Regions from separate parts of the Homo sapiens genome. Here region 1 is linked to region 2. A link is an interaction called in ENCODE POLR2A ChIA-PET data of the cell type or tissue named here. Cell type or tissue: MCF 10A. All regions are shown on one strand. Each heading gives the region's core, and the rest is flanking DNA. Links, peaks and the distances in the headings are about the cores only.

Region 1 (14,863 bases), core at 1-8,000, 1.1 Mb after region 2:
TCATATATTACATTTCTAACTTATCAGATACAGTGGCCTGGAAAAGTTAATGAACTTCCCAATCATGCAATTTACTGTCCAGGAGTATCTTATCCTTATAGAATCTGATAAATATCCAAAAAAGTACCCTCTGCTGTATAATCATATTTAATATCATATTTAATTTCCCCAAGATTCCAAAGAACTAAGTGTATGTTAAAATAATAAATTAACAAACTAAGATGAGAAACAGAGTAGCTCTGTAGACAGAATAAAATTTAGAGAGAAAAATATTACGATTCAAAGGAAATTCTGGGGATATAAGACACTTCCAAATCTGAAGTTGGAATATTTTATTACCATGAAAACTTTAAGAAGATAGAAACAATCCAATCTTTGACTATTTCCCTAATATCCTAAATATTACGATTCAAAGGAAATTCTGGGGATATAAGACACTTCCAAATCTGAAGTTGGAATATTTTATTACCATGAAAACTTTAAAAAGATAGAAACAATCCAATCTTTGACTATTTCCCTAATATCCTATTTTCCTAATAAACTGCATTTAGAGATTAGCATTCCATTTACAGGGCAATATTTCTAAGAGTATTCTTTGTATTTTTCATTCCTATTTAATTTGGTCAGCTAATTAACTACCAGCTAATTTAATTTGTTACTTCAAATAAGTGATAAGATGGAAATTTTCCATTTGGATATTGTTTGATTCTAAGAAGGCTTCTGGAGAAAGACTGATGGGAGTTTGAAATGGGACTTTATCTAAGTAATTTTTGGAAGAGGATGACAGCAACACACTGCTTTCAGTAGGTCTGTTAAAAAGACTGCCAATATATTCATTATAATGCATCCAAATTTGAAAACAAATATATCATCCTGCTTTTTTGCCCCTTTACTGGATGAAACTCATAAATATATAGGTGACATATATTTTGAATGAGCTAAAATAATTTACTGATGTAAAGTTCATACGTTTATATGAGATATTTACATAGTATTTATAGAATTATACATTAGGTATGACTAAAATAATGCAGTATATTTAAAGCCATATATTCTCAGAATTCTACCTAATTACTTTATGGCCATATCTGGTATTAAAACTAGGGAATTCACTCAGTGAAACATACAAATACTCATTGTTTATTTCAAAATAAAGTTTCATTGAATCATAAATTTTAAAAAGAGTGAAGTTCAACATTTTATATTAGTTTGTAATGTCAGAGAAGATTATCTTGCTTATTACTTCCTCACAGAATAAAAAGTTCAATTCAACAGTTCAATTGAACAGTTTATTATCTATTTTGGTGAAATAATATATTGAAAGGCCCACTAGAAATCAAACACAAATCTCAATTTCTTCAAACTTGTGCAAGAAATACAATACAAACATAATTGGTTGGCATTTGAAAGTAATATTTCTGAAAATGCCTATATGAGCAATGCATAATATAAATTCTTAAAATACTTATTTCAGTGAAAAAGTACAAGGAAGCTCAAATATAGTGAATAACTTAAGTATTATGGAATAGGTCACAGATTATTCTAAAGTTGAGATCCATTAGGTATTATTAAATTGGATTAAATTTGAGGCTTTGGCAGGCGAATGAAATTCTGAAATACTAGAACTACCAAAAGCAAACTTGCTGAATATTTACCAAGAAAAATTTCCCCCTTCCAAACTACTCAACTACCTGGCAGAGTATAGCTTTCTCCCCTGCAATTATAAATTATTTGCATAGGCATTTCCAGGACTGGTAAGCAAACTTAGTATACACAAATATTGTCAAACTATAATATAAATTCAATTAACCATATAATCTTAGAGAATTAAGTCTGTCTTTTAAAAAATGAGAGGAGAAAAACTGAAGTAATTCAGCCTCAATTTTCTGAAGCTTGAATTACTTTCAATTCAAATAACAAAACTGCTATTTAGGGTACTAAAATGTGATGTTTTTCTAATTAATCCAAATTGACAATGAAATTGTTAAACACTATCTGTCTAATAATGTGCTACTGTAGCTAACAGTTTGCTTAATATAAATACTTGTTCAAAAATCTGCAATATTAATTCTAATTCTGAATGCTAGAATTAGAGAGCCAGCCTGAGGAAATAGCAAATAACCACAAAATTACCAAAACAAAGCACAGCTAGATAATAGTGGACCTTATCCATATGAACCCAGTCTAGAGAATTATTTTGGCTGAGATTTGTAAATGCTAATTTAAAAGACAGAGATAAACATATAAAAGACAAACTTAATTTTTATTACTTATATTTCTGCCTGTAGGTAAATAAAATGACCAAAAGAGGGTGCCAATCTGCCACATTGTTGCTCAAAAATTTGTATTAAAATTGACTGAGTAAATACAGATTATCCTACCTTATATTGTTCCAAGCGGGAATTTAAAACAGCATTTCTTTGCCAAAATTAACAAGTTATAATGAGAAATAGCCCAATGATGAAAGCATTTTACATTTTCTTAACGAAGTACTAAAATAATTCTAAATGGGAGTCTATTATTTGAAAGCAGGTTATAAAATCCTTTACCTCTGATACAAATAAGTAAAAATTAAAACACTCAAACGTTTAGCATGAAATTTTAACCCATCCTAAAACTATGCTATAAAATTTATAGCTTCATAAATATCTTAAAAATAAAATCGGTAATGTCTTTAAATACAAGTTTTATTATAGAACTAAGAGTACACAATTTTCACTTCCAACCTATACGTTTTCTTTTTTGAGATACAGTACCTGAGCAATGAACAAAAACACTGGAGGATGAGAGAGTAGGATAATAATCATACAAAGCTCACAAAATTATTTTGGCAATATTAAAAATCACAATTATGTTGAATGACACACATAATTCAGTGCTATAAATGACACTGATTAGTATTGTTTTTACAAAGCCAAATAAAGCATTTCAGAAGTAGGTCAAGAAGAATGAACTGGGTTGAGCAGGGGTTGCGGGGTTGGGGGGTGGTGGGGGCAGTGGGAAGGGCACAGATGGAGGATATTGCTGAAATATAAGCTCCGTGTGTACTTTTTTTGTGCGTGGGGGTGGGGGTGGGGCGTCTACTTTGTTCAGTGCTCTATCACCAGTGCTTGGTATTCAGCTCAGTACATTCTAAAGAACTCAATGAATGTTTAGGGACTGTTAAATGAAATGAAGTAAGGATACGTTCATTTTGATGGAACAGGCAGTAGATAGGGATTCTAAAGTCTTAGAATTGGATTTTACTCATTATTAACTAATTACATAAGTGGGTTGCTATTAATCTTTTAACCTCAGCATCTTTATCTGTAAAGTGGCAAAAAGATTCACTATCTCACAGAGATACTAAATGAATTAATATTTTAAATGTATCCTATGTCATTCTTCAAAATGTTACACAAATACAAGGATTACTTTCTGAGTATTTATATTTTTGGCCTCAGTATTTAGGTTGGGGCTCACATAGAAGAGGCACTAAACCATTTGTTAAAGTGATCAGGGAATGACTTACCAGTTCCTGTAAAACAGTAGTAGCCATCTAAATCAGATTATTTTCACACATTCTACAAAAGCCTTCAGATCAACAAGGAAAGCAAATAAAATGACCTACAGTCCACACCAACAGCATAGCTAGAAAACAGAGACTTCTACAAATTTTAATTTACCGTAAATGGGGAAACTAACATCTGAAACCGTCAAAACCAGCTTGTAGAAGCCTTGCATATAAGAATGAGGTGGGCATTGCAAAACACAAGCAATATCAACTTGGGATTTCCCCTAGAAGAAGTGTGAATGGGTCTAAGACCTAGTGGATACCAGAGCACTGGTTCCAGGAGAGGTAAAAGAAAGGGCTCCAAAAGTACTTTGATTCAAAAGTTAAGTCCTGTAAGATACACAAGAATGAGTGAGGTGTCCTTTGGAGCCTTGGCTACGAAGAAAAAGAAGGAAGAAAGTAGACGAAGTTTAATATTCCAAGAAACACTAGTTTCAAACATTAGTATCAAAGAACAGAAAATTAACCAACCAGCATCCCAAAAGACATCATTTATTAAGGAAACTACTCTTCACAGTTCCAATAATAAAAAACATTCTTGAACTAAGAAACCAAATACAGTATTCTCTTCTTAGCCATGGTTTTGCTTTCCATGGTTTCAGTTGTCCAGAGTAAACTGCAGTCTGAAAATATTAAATGAAAAATTCCAGAAATAAATAATTCATAAGTTTTATTATTTTTATTTATTTTTGAGGAAGGGTCTCACTCTGTTGCCCAGGCTGAAGTGCAGTGGCATGATCTCGGCTCACTGCAACCTCCGCCTCCTGGGTTGAAGCAATCCTGCCACCTCAGCTTCCTGAGTAGCTGGGACTACAGGCACATGCCACCATGCCCAGCTAATGTTTATGTTATTTGGTAGAGACAGTGTTATACGATGTTGCCCAAGCTGGTCTCGAACTCCTGGATTCAAGTGATCCACCCACCTCGGCCTCCCAAAGGGCTGGGATTATAGTCATGAGCCACTGTGCCTGGCCTAACAATTCATAAGTTTTAAACTGCACACCATTCTGAGTAGTGTAATGAAACCTCACACTGCCCTGTGGGATGTGAATCATCCCTTTGTCCAGTGTATCCATGCTGTACACATCACCTGCTCATTAGTCACTTAGCTGCCATCTAGATTATCAGAGTAACTCTCAAGGTATCACAGTGCTTGTGCTCAAGGTCCACAGTAGCCTAATGCTATACCACAATGCCTATGACATTCATCTCATTTAAACTCATCACAAAAGCAATTTATCACCTCACATCATCACAAAAAGGGTAAATATTTTGAAAGAGGGAACACATTTGCATAGCTTTTATTACAGTATATTGTTATAATTGTTCTATTTTATTATTAGTTATTGTTGTTCATCTCTTACTGTGCCTAATTTACAAATTAAACTTTATCATAGGGGTGTATGTATAGGAAAAAACATAGTGTGCATAGGGCTTAGTATTATCTGTGGTTTCAGGAATCCAGGAAGGATGATGGAACATACCCCCTCAAGGGTAAGGTGTCCTGTGATCCCTTCTAGTAACCTCCCACCTGACTTCTAATCACTTGGCTCAGAAAAATCCTACATATTTCATTAGGGACAAAAATGGACTCCAATTACCCATAGAAAACTACTATAAATAAAAGTAGATAATCAAAACTCTTCATTTGATTAAAATCCTCTACCAACTCCACCTCCAAAAAATATAAAGTAACAAAAACCATAACACAATACTCCAAAATGAATTAAGTGCATTTATACAAATTATTGCAAATATGAAAGAAACCAGGAATCTAAAATCCAAAATTTGAGACTAGTAAAGAATAAACAATAGGCAGATATGCAAAGAGAGGAGAGAATGAGAGGAAAGAACAAGGAGAGAAACTGGAAAAATAAAATCATTTCTGAAATGAACATTAAAATATAAGGTGTCCAATGATAAATATATAGAAGCAAAAGTACACAAAGAGACATAGTAAATGGGAATGAAAAGAACCAAAAGAACAAAAATGAAATAAAGTATTAAAAAAGATCAGAAAGTGATAGACACAGAGGACAGGCAAAGAAGAGCCAACGTATATGTAATCAGAATTCTTAAACAGGAAAAACAAAACAATGAGATAGAAATAATATTTTTATATAATTCAGAAAGATGTTCTGAAAATAAAAAAGAACAATCTACATATCAAAAGAGCCCCAAAATGTGCCAAATGGTCAGCCTTACACACATTCCAGTAAAATAATCAGACTTTAAGATAAAGAAAAGTACTTTCAGTCTCCAGGCAAAAAGTCAAACTCATTTACAAAGGAAAGAAAATGAAAGATTAGATTTCTTAATAACAATACAATGGAGCAAAGTCTTCACAAAACTCAAGGAAAGAATGTGTTGGCTAAGGAATTTATAACTAGCAAAGTCACCCTAAAAGTAGAAACACTAAAGAAAAACACCTTAAACATGCAAGAAAGTGAAGGAAACCGTACTCATGTGGAAGAATCTTCTAGCTGATGAACTTCTTCCAAAAGGATGATTTTGGAAAGTACAACGGAAGAACAAGAAGTGAAAATTATACCTATTTAATTGCATATCAAAGACTAAAACAAAGGTGAAGATATGACTATAAGATTATTATGTAAATATTATCCATTCCACCAAAGTAGAAATAACACAACTTGAAAAAAAAAGTGGAGTAGGGGAAATACAATAAGCTCATTGATCTTGACATAGATAGTAGCTGGAAAAAAATGATATTACTAAAAGCAAAAAATCAAAATAGCAGAAGCCTGAGTTAGGCCATTCTTGCATTGCTATAAAGGAATACCTAAGGCTAGGTAAATTAAGAAGAGGTTTAGTTGGCTCGTGGAGCTAAGGGAAATACATAAAAAAACTTATAAGAACTAAGGGCATTATATAGTTATCGGTATATAAAGTTTTTTTATATAAAATTATAGTAACTACTATGACTTATAAAATGCTTCCAAAATTTAAGAAAACAGACCACATAGTAAAAGACTAATTATAATACACACAGTTAACATAATATAAAAGAATATTACAGTGGCTGAAACCAGATATATCAGTTATATCAGTAAATATAAAATGTCTTAATTTTCCCATTAAAAGGATTTCCAGATTGGCTTGTAATATAAAACCCAACTCTAGGATGAACACAAGAAACAAGTCTTCAAAGGTGAGTCAGAAAGGCTAAAAATAAGGAGATGGACAAAGATGTATGAAACAAATACAAATAAGAAAACAGAGGATGTGATTTTGTTACCAGGCAAAATTCAGGTTCAAAAACATTACCTGAGACAACAACAGAAGGACACTTTATAATGCAAAAGGCTGCAGCTAACAATGAATATATCGCAAGTACCGAATGTACCAAATGTTACAGAGCATCTTCCTAAAGCACAATGTACAGAAGATACAAGGATGAAGACAAGCTTTAATAATAAAAAATCTTAACCTATCTGTTTCAGTACAAGACAGTTCAATGGGTCAAAAAATAAGGAAGGTTACAGAAAACCTAACACAGTCATTAACACAGATCTTTCGAACTCCTTTGGCTAACTTTACACCCTTATAAAAAGAAATGTAACTTCAAAAGCCAATGTGACAGTCATGAAAACAGACCATATTAAGTCATAAAGAAAACCTCAACATGTTCCATAAAGTAGAAAAAATAAAAATTTATTTGATTAAAATGCAATTTTAATCAATTAAAATTCCTCTTTTGGTAATGGCAGAGTAGCTCATGCTGGAGAAATCTTCCCACAGAAAACAATAAAAAATATAGAAAAACTATTTTAAAAACATCTACCTGAAGTGACTGGCATGTGACCAAAACTATACAGAAATTTGAAAAGAATCAACACTGGAAAAAGTGATACAGTGGAAAAAAAATAATTGATACATGATGAATCTCAAAAGCATTATGCTGAAAGAAAGAAACCTCCACTGTATAGTTCTATTTATACTAAGTTCCAGAACAGGCAAAATTAACCTACAGTGGAAAAAAAAGTCAGAATAGTGGCTGATTCTTGGGGTGGGAACCGTGACAAGAGCTACTAATTGGAAACTGGGAAGGAGGACACAGAAACACTATCTATCCAAAAAAGTAATTAATTCAAAGAGAAAAAAAGCAAACAGAAACAAATAAGTCTGTTTATGATTTAATAACAAGACCATAAGAAAAAGTTCATTGATATGGTTTGGCTCTGTGTCCCACCCAAATCTCATGTTGAATTGTAATCCCCAGTGCTGGGGGAGAGACCTGGTGGGAGGTGATTGAATCATGGGGGCGGATTTCCCCCTTGCTATTCTCATGATAGTGAGTTCTCAAGAGATCTGGTTGTTTAAAAGTGTGTAGCATTTCCCCATTAGTTCGCTCGCTCTTCCGTCGCCATGTGAAGGAAATGCTTGCTTTCCCTTCACCCTTTTGCCATGACTGTAAGTTTCCTCAGGCCTCCAAGCCATGCTTCCTGTATAGCATGCAGAACTGTGAGTCAATTAAACCTCTTTTCTTCTTAAATTACCCAATCTCAGGTGGTCCTTTATAGCATTGTGAGAACAAAGTAATACAATTATTTCAAGTAATTTTTGAGTACTCTCCACCTATATCCACAGGGATGTACATATATGTGTATATATACGTATACACACACAAAGAACTGCAAAGAACTTATTTTAAATTGTGTCATAAAGAAATAAAATAGATTAGGCTGAACATGGTGGCTCACGCCTGTAATCCCAGTGTTTTGGGAGGCTGAGGTGGGAGGACTGCTTGAGGCCAGGAGTTCAAGATCAGCCTGGGCAAGATAGCAAGACCCTGTTTCTACAAAATAAAAAAATAAGCAAGCTGAGAGACAAAAAATAAATAAGTTAGCTGGGTGTGTTGGCATGAACCTGTAGTCCTAGGTACTTGGGAGGCTGAGGCAGGAAGATCACTTGAACCCAGAAGTTTGAGGCTACGGCAAGCTATCATTGTGTCACTGCACTCTAGCCTGGGAGACACAGTGAGACCCTGTCTCTAAAAAAATTAAAAAATAAAAATGAAATAAAATGGACTGGACAGAGGGATAAAACAAATATTAACTGTAGAACCTTAGTGGTAGGTATATGGGTATTCACTGTATAATTCTTTCAACTTTTCTGTATGTTGGAAAATTTTCATAATTTCTGTATGTTAAAAAAGAATTGTAAGGAAATCTTGAACTTGCCTAAGTAGGTTTATTGTCAGTAATAATATTGGTACTGTAATCAAAAACCTATAAATATTGATATAAACTCATGATTTTTTCATCTCTTTCATCACTATGTCCACTGAAAAAGCCTAGAAGCAGTGATACCCCAGGAACCGTGAGCATACCTAGTGCCCAGGTTTGGCATTCAAAATATGATTCACCAGTAAAGGGAGCCAGGTGTCAGAGAAATGGCTGACTCTAGGCATGGGGCAGGGAAAATATAAAGCAAGAATGGATCGTCTTTTTGTGTCAGGAAGCAAGAGATTCTTAGTGACTATAAATGATAATAAAACATTGAATAAAAATCCAGGAATGGAGAGACTAAAGAGAGGATTGTCCTTCTTTATAGAAGAGTATCAGCCAATAAGTGTAGAAGGAATACTAGAATTAGATAATCACAGTTTTACAAACCCCATTATAAATGTAATTGATTTAGGGAAGAATCATAAATGGATGATAAAGCCATTAAGTTAAAGCTCATTGGATAACAGAATAGTCACCCAATTCCAACACCCCACAGATTATTTATGAACTGCAAAGGGAAAACCATTTTATCATGAAGAAGAAAGCTGGCAACTGCCATCTAAAGCAAGGGTTTAAACTCAGCATTACCTGGTGGTAAGACCAGATATCATATTGCATCAATTGGGAGCATATAATGGTCCCCAGCCTCACCTAGAAAAAAATGTTTAACTTGAGTCTGATAAAGCCTTTAGACTCAATGTCCATCTATGGCAAAAACACAGAATATGAGAAAAGGTTCAATGATACTTCAGGGAAACAACCAGGCAAATGCAGAATGCAGGATACTTTAAAGGCTATATTTTTAAAATCTAGACTCTTTTTTTTTTTTTTGAGACAGGGTCTTACTCTGACGCCCAGGCTGGAGTGCAGTGGCATGATTGTCGCTCACTGCAATCTCAAGCTTCTGGATGCAAGTGATCCTCCTGCCTCAGCCTCTTGTGTAGCTGAGATCATAGGCACACACCATCACACCTGGCTAAATCTTTCTGTATTTTTTTGTAGAAACGAGGTCTTATTATGTTGCCCAGGCTGGTCTTGAACTCCTGGGCTACAGCCATCCTCCCACCTCAGCCTCCCAAAGTCTTGGGATTACAGGCGTGAGCCACCATTCCTTGCCGAGGCTCTTCTAAGTATAAATGACAAGGGGTTTTTAGAAATAGGCAGAGTAATTAAAAGAAACTGGAGTTATAACCAAATGTACTGCATAGATCTTGACTGAATTCTGGTTTGGGGGAAAAAAAGATAAACAGTTTTCTTCTGACAACTTGGTAAAATTGAATATGGACGGGATATTAGATTATTATGGAATTACTAATATTTTGTATATAATATTTTGATTATGTAGAAGAATGTTATTTTTAAAAGATCCATGCCAAATTATTGTGGTGTGTGTGCCATGTTGTCTGCAACTTATTTTTAAATGGTTCAACAACAAAAAAGAAAAATGTGTGCATGTATACACATGCTAGTATGTGTATTTGTGTATGCGTGTGTGTGTCTGTGTGTGTATAGAAAAAATGGTAGAGTAGATGAAGTGAATATATATAGCAAGCTATTAACTGGACAACCTAGGGGGAGAATATACATGATGTTGATTGTACTATTCTTGTAATTTTTACGTATGTAAATTTCATAATAAAAAGTTGATTAAAAAGCAAACATAGTTAGGAATAAATGACAATCTGGAACATGATGAACAGACACTTAGACCAACAAATGACAGTAAGAACCTAAGAACATAAAAGAAGGTGACAAAAAAAAAAGTAACTGGTATATAATTAACTCCTATTAAATTCTAAGCCCTATTTGCTCATCATACACATTAAGGGGATACAAGGCAAAACTTTATTTATGAAGCATACATTAAATTGTTCTTAAGTAAGTACACAACACTGTTGGTGTTCTGCGGGATATAAGGTAGAAAGAAGGAGAGAACCAAGAGTTACCTCAGCTATGAGTTGCCTCTAAGCTCCAGGCACCAAATCCTCACAGTAATCCTGTGAAATTAATGGTGATATCAATTCTATTTCACTGATAAGAAGAATCAGACATTGTCCCTGTTTCCAAAAGCTTATAATTTATGAAAAGATATGTTGCTTATAAATAGCTCTATTAGAATTTAGTATGTTATAGTGAGGTATTCATGATTTGGATGGTACTAGAAGTAAAAGGAGGTAAATAGTCATTTTTTGGGTCCTTACCATGGACATAAAGGAATAATTATTTTCTGAATACAATTATCAAGGAAACTTTGAGGCAGGTGTGGTGTCCCAGAACAAGTGGGTTTTATCAAGTGAGAATGAAAGATATGGCACTTCAGTGTAAGCAAACACACTGGAGATGTGAAAATCCAAGAACTATTTTCGGGATACCAATCAAGCATTTGGCTGCAATAAATTTGTAAAGCAGAAATTGAAAGATAAGAGTGCAAGGAGTTTGGGATCAGACCACAAGGATTCTGGAATGCCTATTTCAGTAAATGGAAACCAATAGCTATTTTTTGAAAGTAGACTGAAATAAACCATCTTTTAAGTAGCCATATCCAGCCACAGCATGCAGAAAAAAAGGTACAATGATAGTTTACTAGTCAAAAGTCCAGCAAATTAACAGACTGCTATAACCAAGCCACGATACCTCTAAATTGAGGCAGTAAGCAACCTATGCACCTCATCCTAACGACCTACTGCCTACCCAATCCAGAAAGGTTTTTACATCCTGACTCCATTGGGAACTGTACAGAAGCCTGGGTATTTTGGCTTGTTCAAGCATAAAGAACAGGCAATGTACTAGGTATTTCATACCCAAACACAACTTAGAAAAAAGTTTTTGTTATATTATTGGAACAGTATGGTAATAGAACATTTAACCAGTTGCCAATATTCTCAGGATTGTGTGGTTTTAAAAAAACAACAAATGATATTAGTGATTTCTTAACTGTGGTTCCTCATCTAAAGCAGAGTAACCATTGATTGAATTCTTCCAAGGGTGGTACAAAAGTAGCACTATTCTATATGCAGCAGTTAAGTCAATGCATACAATGAACTTCTTAGGACATTAGGACTTAATTCTTTCCTGGAACCCGAGTTTTAAAAGGCTTTAGAATGAAGTAAGATTATTTGACTTCTTAAATAATTTCACTGGATTGAGAAATAACTTAAAACTTCTTGCAGAATGATTATGTACAGAGAGCACTTTGAGTGAAGATCTATTAGAAAAGCCCTAAAGAAATCCACACACAGTTTTGATTTCCTCATTTCTCTAATAAAAGCTTACTTCTTTATATGATCATTTCTATGTCTGCCTATTCTTAAATATTTTCCCTAAAAACTGGTTATTTCAATTATTTACTCTCATCTTTTTAATACCCTGCTGCCAAATAACCTTCCCCAAATACTTGTTTTTATCATACTTCTTCCTTGCTTAAAATAAAATGATAAAACATAACAGGATATAGAATATTCAAGATTTTTTTAATTCCAGAATTCAATAATTAAGAGAAACAATGTTTTTATATGAATGATGAAGAAATATACATGTGTATATGTAACATAAAAGATATTTTCACGGGTAAGCAAATATATATATAAAGCCCTGTAATAGCTCACCATGGCAGCTTGGAGCAATAGTTAAAAAAAAGCACAGGTTCTTTTTTGGACGGAGTGGGAGATGGAGGTACATGGGTTTTTAAGTCACCTGGATTCATGACCTAGCCACAAAGGCACTGTGTATCCTTAAAGAGTTACAGCCTTTAAAAGAGGTTTATATCTGATATGGTTTGGCTGTCTCCCCACCCAAATCTCATCTTGAATTGCAGCTCCCATAATCCCCATGTGTCATGGGAGGGACCATCAGGAGGTAACTGAATCATAGGGGCAGGTTTTTCCTGCACTGTTCTCATGATAGTGAGTAAGTCTCCCAAGATCTGATGGTTTTATAAAGGGCAGTTCCCCTGCACATGATCTCTTGCCTGCTGACATGTAAGAGATGACTTTGCTTCTCCTTCGCCTTCTGCCATGACTATGAGGCCTCCCCAGTCATGTGAACCGTGAGTGCATTAAACCTCTTTTTCTTAATACTCAGTCTCGGGTATATCTGTATTAACAGTGTGAAAATGAACTAATACAATATCTTTCTCCATTTTTAATGTGATATTTGTGAACATCTTACACAATGCCTGGCACCTGGAAAGGCTGTTAATTAATACCAAAGAACTCTGTAGCATTCCAGGCTTTCTTGAATCTTGCTTCCTCCTTCCTTTTCATCTTTGCCTTGATCTTCAGACTCAACACAACAGATCTTTTCCCTGCTCCTGAATAATTCATATTTATTTTTCAAAGTAAATTTTTCTTTTGCTATTTCTTTTTGAGACAGAATCTCACTCTTTTGCGCTGGCTGGAGTGCTGTGGTGCAATCACAGCTCACTCCAGCCTTGATATCCCAAGCTTGAGCAATCCTCCCGCCTCAGTCTCTTGAGTAGCTGGGAGTACAGGCACATGCCACCATGCCTGGCTAATTTTTGTCTTTTTTGTAGAGACAGGTTTTTGCCATGTTGCCTAAGCTGATCTCGAACTCCTGAGCTCAAGCAATCTGACCACCTTGGCCTCTCAAACTGTTGAGATTACAGGTGTGAACCACTTCACCCGGCCTCTTTTGTAATTTTTCTCGGAATGCTGCCTTCCTCCTGCTCACCTACCTGGACTCTATCCATCCTTCACAATCTAGAAGATCCAAACCCAATTGTTCTATTAGATATTCGTCAATTCCACCATTTCACACTTATTGGATTCTTCTTTGAAAAAGTCTAGATTTAGTGTCTATACTTATTTTTTGACATCTTATCATAAAATTTAGAGAAGGTAGACTAGTGTTCTCATTAAAATGCTATTTGTTTTAACTCTGGCAGCAATATAAAACTGAGCATTTTTCCACCTTAAGGACTAACCAAACTAAGGTACAGACTGCTAAGTCTCTAAAGGCAAAATATTTGCTGAATATACAATATTGTCATATTTTGACAAATTCTGTTCTTTTAACATAGACACCCTAGCACAGGGCTTAATAAGTGTTCTGCAAGCGGTAGATATTCAGTATATCTGCATAATTTACATAACTTTCTTCAAGGAACTAAATCATTAATCTTCAAGTCATTTTTGTGTAATAACAAAGCAATTATAATTTCTAGTTATATCTGATCAGTCACCTCAGGTTATATCTTCACATACAAAATGAAGCTATAAACAAAGAATACATATAGACTATACAAGATTTTTTTAAATTCCAGCAATAATTAAGGGAAACACTGTTTTTACATGAATGATGAACAAATATATGTGTGTGTGTGTGTGTGTGTATAATGACAAAGATATTCTCATCTATCACAGATAATTAGTAAAGAAACTGAAAATCATACACATTTCCAGTTAGGGATCCTAATTTTTCCCCATCACTGCTATATAAATTGAACAGGCATTAGGCTTATTTAATAGTTTTTATACATCAGCAACTTCAGAAAAGCCACACTGCCGAATTTAAGAAACAGTCAATTCATAACTCATTATAAATATTTAAAGAGCATTAAATATGGAGGCAGATATGGTCCCAAAAATAATATTCCAGATATTGTGATAGATGACATAATATAATGTTTAGTCCCATACTTTCTAAAATCAGGGCTTCTCAAACTTTTCCATTGAAACTGCCCCTCTTGACAAAATATCCTAATAAAAAGGCTGAGAGGGAACATATATCCCCTATCCCCAGGAATAAGAAAGCAGAACCTCCAAATACTCCACTATTCTAAACTTCTCATGCTTAATCTTAAAAATTCATGCTCTAAGAAGACATGCCATATTTATTCTATGACTTTGCATCATGTACTCTCAGTGCTACAAGTTACCAACTTTGAGAAGCACTCACTTAAACCAATGTATGCCTATCTGAAAAACATTTTCCTACATTATGCTAATGGAACAATTTCATTGTATAATGCTGGAGGCATATAAGAATGAAAACTGACATTTGTTGAGTACTAAGTATGTAAAAGGCATTACATTAGGTTTTT
Region 2 (8,000 bases), core at 1-8,000:
TCCTTGCACATTCATGGATTCAGCTAGTGAACGTACTTATTGATTGCCACTCTACCACATCTAAGAACGATTTTTGGAAGAGGAGGAGGAATATTCAATACCATTAAACATCAGGGAAATGCAAATCAAAACTACAATGAGATATCACCTCATACTTGTCAGGATGGCTATTGTCAGAAAAACAAAAGATGAGTGTTAGTGAGCATGCCATGTGGAGAAACAGGAACCTTTGTGTGCCATTGGTAGAACGCTAATAATTAAAATTTTGTGAGCTTCTGAGCATGTTTATTACCATTTGAACTAACTTAGTAGGAGAAAAATTATTACAATTAACTCTTCAATACTAATATGTTAGTATTGCAGGATGAAAAGAGCATATGCTTTGGAGGCTCAGTCCTTAATTAGTTACTATTTAGTAAATAAAAACATTACTTAATGTTTCTGAGCCCCAGTTTCCATACCTTTAAAATGGAATGACAGTATCAAATGGAGTTGCTGTAAGGATTATCTGCAATACATTGAACATACCTGGAACAAAATACGTGTACACTAAATAATAGCCATTATTTTCAATTTATTACTTTAGACATAAGTCTTCTGTGAATTAAGTATTCTTATTTTTTATCTATCAAATATTAGAGAAAGGAGAATGTGAAGGTTTAAGTATCGCATGCTGCTTTTATTTTCTTAGCCATATAAACTAGGTTATTTACTAATTTGAGTGAAATTTGTTGACTATGTGGATAATCTGTGACAAGTGTTTTGTTTTAGGCTAAGTTTTAATAATGTATCACCAATCTAGGTGAAGTCTCCTCTCTTGGGTGGTAATTGCTCAGTGAATGGAAAATAATTTTATTGGCATTTTCAGCCAAATCTGGACCATTCATTCAAATGCAGTAATCCAGGGAAATATTATTATAAAGACAAATAAAAATTAGTAGCATATGTTGGAAAGTAGGACTACACAGAGAGTGAAAACTCACACGTTTCAGTTCACCTGCCACACATAACTGTAAATGTGACCCAGAGTCATCACAACTTCTTCAGGGCTCCATTTCATCTGTGCTGTGACCTGTTGAACCACATATTCTCTGATGACAGATGCGTAGAGGCACATAGAGTCTATGCTAATTAGAAGTCAGTTACCAAAACATGAGGAAATAGATTCGGATTATCTGTGTTTTGAATACTACTACTGTTTGTCTTAATTAACATGAAAATCAAGGATGTTTATAATCACTACTCAGAGTGATAGCACTAGCATTTCTGTAGGGCTTTGTAGTGTATAAAGTGCTTTTCAAATACATTGGCTCCTTTGGATTTCACAGCAACTTGTGAAATAGGTATTACCATTCTCTCCCTTTGACAGATGTGCATGTGTGTGTGGGAGGGGGACAGAGAGAGAGACAGAGAGAGAGAGAAGAGGACCAGGGTGGGTGCGGAGAGCAAGCGCTCAAGAGTGCACAAGGGCTTGTGAGCATGAAACCATCCTAGAGATGAGATTGGTAACTGGCTTCTTCTAGGGCATTTATACTCCTACAGCTTTGCTGTTCCAGTCATCCTAGATCTACTTCTTTTTAGTCCAAGCCCATTAACATAGGAATAATATTGGAAACTTTGCCTTGGTAAAGTCTATGAATATGCCTCAGGTTAACTCAAATAATCAATAATTCAAAGAACCACTGACTTTTATCACATAGAAACAGATCTTATACCCTTTCCAGAATTCCTATTGGCTCTAAAGATGACTTTTCCTGGACAAGGCGCAAATAAGATAATTTAACGACTTTCCTCAAGCTTTAGGACAACTGAAAGAAAAGTGGTCAAAACAATTTTTCCAGTTTAAAAAGAATAAAAAATAGCTTTAATCTCATCACAGAAACAATACATATTTACTGCAGAAAATTAGAAAACACAGAAAACTACTTCAATTACACAAGCCAGAAGGCACTTCTCTTGATATTTAATACGTGTCAGTGATGACATCTGTGTTTGGTGCTTGTGCTTAAAATTGGCCACCTGTAATCAAAGAAGAATACTCATCTTTCACTTTTTTTCCCCCTGAACCTGAATTTGGCCTCAGAATCTTTCCCAACACAGTGCCAGTGGGATCCATAATACTTGATCAGAGTTGGCCTGTGAGTTTAAACCTATTTTCTATCTCTCGTGCCTTTCCAAAGCCTGTACTATAACATACACAGAAGCAGATACATATATTTTAATAAAATTAACTTATTTGACTGGCTTCAAAGCATGCACCTGCCTTATTAAAGTGATGCCATCTATCCTGTTTTCTATAAAAGGTACAACTCTTGAACACCAATCAAAGGATTTTCTCTGCAGCTTCAGGGAATGGTGAGATAAGAGTAGAAAGTTAAAAGGACTTATACAGACAATCATAAAAACCAGTTCTAAAAACGAACTTTAATTTGAACTGTTTAAGTGCAAAATTTTCAAAACGAGACTTTTGTGGTGAAACTACTTAATACCCAACATTTCGTGTTAAGTCTGCATGCTTTCCAAATAAGGTGTCCCCCCGTCCTTCTAAATTACTGAGCATAAAAGCTGTAATGTTATATGTTCCCGAGGGGCAGAGAGTAATTCAGACATGAAGTAATTTTAACAGAAATCATTCCTCTTTTCTTGGCAAGAGAAGAATTTCAGTAGGAATTTTTCAAAATTACAAAATATCCTTCCCTGGGGGATGCATGCCGCCACTTAGCAGATTTCTCATTTCATTTAACACAAATATTTTGATCCTCAAGGGGAAATCGGCTCAGTTACAGTTTCTGCGTTACTGTCTCCCAAAGATAAACGAGGTGCTTTTCTCCAAAATGGACACAGGAGAGGTAAAGTGGGAGGAAAATAATATAAATCCCAGGAAGAAATTTCTAAAAACGATTGACCAAAACCCTTAAGAATGGAAACAATCTTCAATTTCTATTTCATTTTCATCTCAGAATGCTTTCAAACAGGAGAGATACTAATTTTTTTCCCCCTGGGAAAATTAGCCTGAAAATCTGCCTGGAGGAAAAAAAAAGAAGAAGGTGATCTTGGAAGGCAACGGGGCTTCTCTTTCCTTCCCAATTCAGGTTATCACAGTGGCCTTCTGGAGGGATGGGCAGAGAAGACTTCAGGCCTGCATCTGGACTTAGCTGAAAAGCGCTCTCTGATAGAGAAGCCATGTCCACTGAAGAGTTGTGGGCGAGGATGCCTTCCATTTGCTGACCTTGAACTGGGTGCCATCTTTAGCATTGAGTGCTAGCACACCTGTGAAGAAGATGCAATTTGTCATCCGTGCCTGTTGCCAATGTCCTCTGCTCTCAAGATCTTCTGAAACTGTATTTAAACCTGCCCTTCTCAAGCAGCATTAAAAATGATAGCTTGTCTTATTGGTAATTTTATTGGGATTCCACTTTGCCAAATGACAGGCAGACTAATCTCCCATTTGGGATGGTGAGGTGTAAGTGGGTTACACTCCATTCTCTAGTGGCCCTGTAAAAAACGCTGGGCTTGAAGTAAATAACTCAGTGGTGATAAGCACCAGGAGTTGGTAGGGAAAATAGGTATTTCTGTGTTCATCAAAGTGGGCATCTTTCTACTCTGTCGCTCTGAGAGATTGACATTGCTTTTAAGGTCAACTTTAGCACCATGTTTTCGTAATAAACTCATTTCTTTCTTAGAAGGTAATGGTTTTAAGGCTTTCAGTGGAGGAGGCACTAAATGAGCTTTCAGCTAAACTTTGTTGTCTTCGAATAAATTCAGGTTCAAAGCCCCTTACATGCTAACCTTAAGCATCAGGTTTCAGGTCTCGGCATTTGAATAAAAAACTCTAAACCTTAAAAACATGAAGCCACAGTCCATGTATATCTTTTCATCATTTTACCCCAGTAATGATCACAGTGGCTGGGTACATAGAGATCAATAAATATTTTTGCCCCAGCAGTCTAGAAGGGTTAGCAACACAAAGGGAAATTGCTTAAGAAGACTAATCAGAGCTCTGCTTCAGTCATGCAACATGTCTACCATGGATTCATGACCGTTACAAAAATTCAGGGTCAGAAACGATTCTAACATACTAGCAGTCCGATGTCACAGTGATCTTTATTTCCTAATGGAATATTAGAAGTTTCATTGCTTGACAGATTGGCATCAGTGTCCAAGGTAATTGCCAGATGTTTTGATAGTAGGCTGTAAGCCCTTCTGGAGGAGAAGAAAAGCAGCTCCTGAAACCACAGGCAGCCATTTGAAAAAAATACAATTACTCTTTAGAGTTTTTAATGACCATTTAAGTTCTAAGAATTTTTAAAGTGATATGTAAAAACACCATAATGTCACAACTTTAAATTAGATTTCAAATGAGCTCGTTTGAAGGAAGCAGACTTTATTAGGCCAATAACCTCTTTACTCTTCTCTGTTGTTAAAGTGATCTAAATATGGCCTGAGAGGGACTCTGTACTTCTACATTGGAGTCCATGTGGACAAACTGCAACCCAGCTTAATAGCTAGACAACAATGAAAACCTAACTTAGGATTATGTGCCTGTAACAGAATCTTGACCAATCCCAGTACTGCTGAGTGTTCAGACTGTGTAAAAATAATGTAAATGCCAACTTGTAACTAATCCAGCCGTTCTGTACCTCACTTCCAATTTCTGTACCTCATTTCCCTTACTTTGTCTATAAACCTTCTTCCACCACGTGGCTATGCTGGAGTCCCTGTGAATCTGCTGTGACTCTGGAAGCTGCCCAATTCATGAATCATTCATTGCTCAATTAAACTTCTTTAAATTTAATTCAGTTGAAGTTTTTCTTTTATCACTGTCTTCTATGTTGACTATTGACAATTTTAGGCCTAGCAGAAGTCTCTCCTAAGTCAAGTACATAATTTAAGCCCTGTGCTCATGAGGCCAGGAAGAGGGTTAAATTTCCTGTGGCCCGTTTCAAGAACAAAGGCTCACCTAATTCTTTTCATTTTTGCAAATGTGTGCTACACAACTTGTCCCCTGAAATGTGGGACAAGAGAATATGACTACATGAGTATAAACCCATCTCTACTACTAGTGAATTAATATTAATAATAGTAGTTATTAATATTAAGAGCAAATATATTTTGAGTGTTTACTATGGACCAAACTCTGTGCTAAGCATTTAACATAAAATCTTCATAACAAACTTGTAAGGTAATATAAACAATCCCCTTTTATAGAAGAGTAAGATAAGGCTCATAGAGGTTAAGTGACTTTCCCAGGATCACATTACTATTAAATACAAAAAGTGTCAGATTTGAAGCCAGGTTTATCTAACTCCAAGGCCACCCTCATTCTGTTATGCCAGTCTGTCTCCCATACTACTATTTGTGAAGTAATTTATGATTGATAAAATACTTTTAAAATTTATTATGTTTCATTGAGTGAGGATTACTCAACAGGCGCATGATCTTTGTGGATTCCCTTATGGGTAGGGAAGGGAGGTTAAAAGCAGTTAAGTTCATACAGATTTGTGCAGCTGGGAAAAGCTGCATGAGGTGGGCCCAGTATCAAGGTACTCTCACTCTTCATCCTGTGCCGTTTTCATTACATCAAAGACATCCAAGATTTCAGGGCCAGTGAATGTCCATAGCTTGCTACCAATGTACTTTTCCTTGGAGGTGCAACTTGAACTGAGAATCAGAAGACACAGCCAAACTTAGCAAGTGTTTATCAGACATACTGCATTAGGCATTTCATCCACATTCCTCAACTTCTGGGAGTTTACACAATGCAATACCCAAGCATACTTATAAAAGTTAGCTCTTGGAAAATAGTACACAATTCATATATGTGAACCCAAATATTAGATAAATGAGTAAACATACGCATAATTACAAAAATTACTAAGCGCAAAAAGGATTCAAACTAATTTCCGCACAATTACTTAGTTTAAATGATGGATCCCATTTCAACTTTTGCCAGTTCTAAGATAAGTAAACTGCTATTTATACTTAGCGTGAGAGAAAGACCTCAAAGACTATACTATAGGTGAGTTAGAAGTAAGCTGAAAGATATTGGGTGGGCCTGAGAAAAACTATTGGTTTATATTTCTATGACCTTTTGCTAAAGTGAGTTATTCAAAGATGGGGACTATGTGTTATTTTTAACTTCTTACCCTGCTTCCTCCAATTCCCAACAGTGTCTAGAAACAGCGTTCTAACCAACAGTGATGAATGGGCTTGGGCGTTTGTTTACCCCTGATATTGAAAGTAGAATAAATGGGATATATGGATTTTTCTGGAGAGTATGTTCATAGATCTTGTTGGATCCTTGGAATGTATGACTCTGAATAATAATAATAAAAAAAGCCTAAATTGACTCTCCGTCATGGCTGCATGTTAAAATCATTTGTTCAGCTCTTGAAAATTGTGGGCCGGGCGTGGTGGCTCACGCCTGTAATCCCGGCACTTTGGGAGGCCGAGGTGGGCGGATCACGAAGTCAGGAGATTGAGACCATCCCGGCTAACACAGCGAAACCCGGTCTTTACTAAAAAATACAAACAATTAGCCATGGGTGGTGGCGGGCTCCTGTGATCCCAGCTACTCGGGAGGATGAGGCAGGAGAATGGCGTGAACTCAGGAGGCGGAGCTTGCAGTGAGCCGAGATCGCACCACTGCACTCCAGCCTGGGCGACAGAGTGAGACTCCGTCTCAAAAAAAAGAAAATTGTGGATGGCCCCTCACTGGGACTACTTAATCAGAATATCCTGGGAGTGGGTGATGAGGGGTAGAAATTACCAAATATTCTACAGATTAGTATAGTGCACTAAGTGTTGACCATTCCTAATCTAGAACATAGTATTGTCAGTTATTTGAATGAAGAAGGAAAAGAAAAGTTGGAAAATCATGTGTATGTTTCTTGGGGGTGGTGTAAGTGGAGAAGGAGAAAACAAACAGAAGAAAATATTTGCTTATCCTCAAATTTATTGGTTTTAATCTTTTGCTTTCTGCGAATAGCTTTTGGTCTATTTTGCCAATGCTTTTCTTATGAAGTACCGCAAATATTTTCTATAAGTAGATGGAGGTGTGGTATAGTGTTTGTTTTGGATTATTAACTGTTGTTTTAGTGGCAATCAAGAGAAACAGATTTTTACTAGTTAAACAAAAAATGAGAGTATTGAAATGATTAGGGATTCTTACACAACTGGAGAAAAAGCGGAAGATCCAGGCCTCTGGGAAGGCCAGAACATGGAATGACCTAGCAAGCCCCTCAAGACGTCCACTCCCTGTGTTCCTCTATCAAGGTTCAAAATCTGAGAGGCCAAAACTGGTTCAGGTGTCTTCCAGCTATGTCCAAAGGATGTGTATAGCCAGTGGGAGTCCACCTTTGTGTATAGGGAACAACTCCAGGAAAAACGTTTCAGAAACTTGCAATCATGGCAATTGATGTCTACTCTATTCATCAATGAATTCTGGTTTAACTTAGTCTTAGACCAACTTTCAAGATATAAAGATGCAGAGGAGATAGAAAAGTCATGGCTTCAGAGAGGAAGTCCACTAGAGGATTACATGTATGGGTTATGGGTTGGGTCGGTTGTGGTTCACATAGAAACATGGTTATCAAAGGACAGTGATTTTATGATACTTACCCTCAAACAACTGGTAAAGGATCCACAGTATGAACCATGTAACTGGTTAAAGCAGGGCTTACATGGTGGCTGGCAGGCCACAGAAATGGAGAGGGCTGGGGCCTAAGCAGGGTGTCTCAACTTCAGCACTGTTGATATTTGAGGTCAGGATAATTCTTGGCTGTGTATGTGTGTATGTGTATATATGTGTATGTTTTTTGGGGGGTGGTCCTCGCCATTCTGGCAGCACCCATTCCCATCTTGCTTATATAAAGAAAACTAAAGAAGGGAAAAGGAAGTTGCCCTTTGGAGAAAACTGAACCCTTCTCCCCTCCACAGGATGGAATTTACTATGCGCTAACTTCCCTACAGTCAGAAATGTCTAAGAAATTTATCCCAGT

What was found. ChIA-PET counts read pairs that join two places held together with the same protein. Peaks named below come from ENCODE experiments on the same cell type or tissue, not always from the same donor. Only the 100,000 strongest peaks of a DNase experiment are listed, where the experiment ranks them.
Region 1: POLR2A ChIA-PET joins it to region 2 with 5 read pairs; 1 of 35 experiments calls an interaction of 5 or more read pairs at or near these places.

The regions. Positions count from the first base shown.
Region 1 is chr10:62,246,404-62,261,266 of GRCh38, forward strand. All of the region lies in intron 2 of RTKN2 (rhotekin 2), which reads right to left. It overlaps LINC02621 (long intergenic non-protein coding RNA 2621), which reads left to right and starts at 12,763. Exons shown (of 4, transcript NR_186389.1): 1 at 12,763-12,847. In MCF 10A, for the core only: a CTCF peak has its summit at 2,294 (motif pointing right); a DNase peak (open chromatin) is centred at 4,598.
Region 2 is chr10:61,154,728-61,162,727 of GRCh38, forward strand. No RefSeq gene overlaps it. Among named protein-coding and RNA genes, the nearest start is that of LINC00845, 140 kb to the left of the region's middle. In MCF 10A, for the core only: no CTCF peak of the experiment used is centred there; a DNase peak (open chromatin) is centred at 4,734.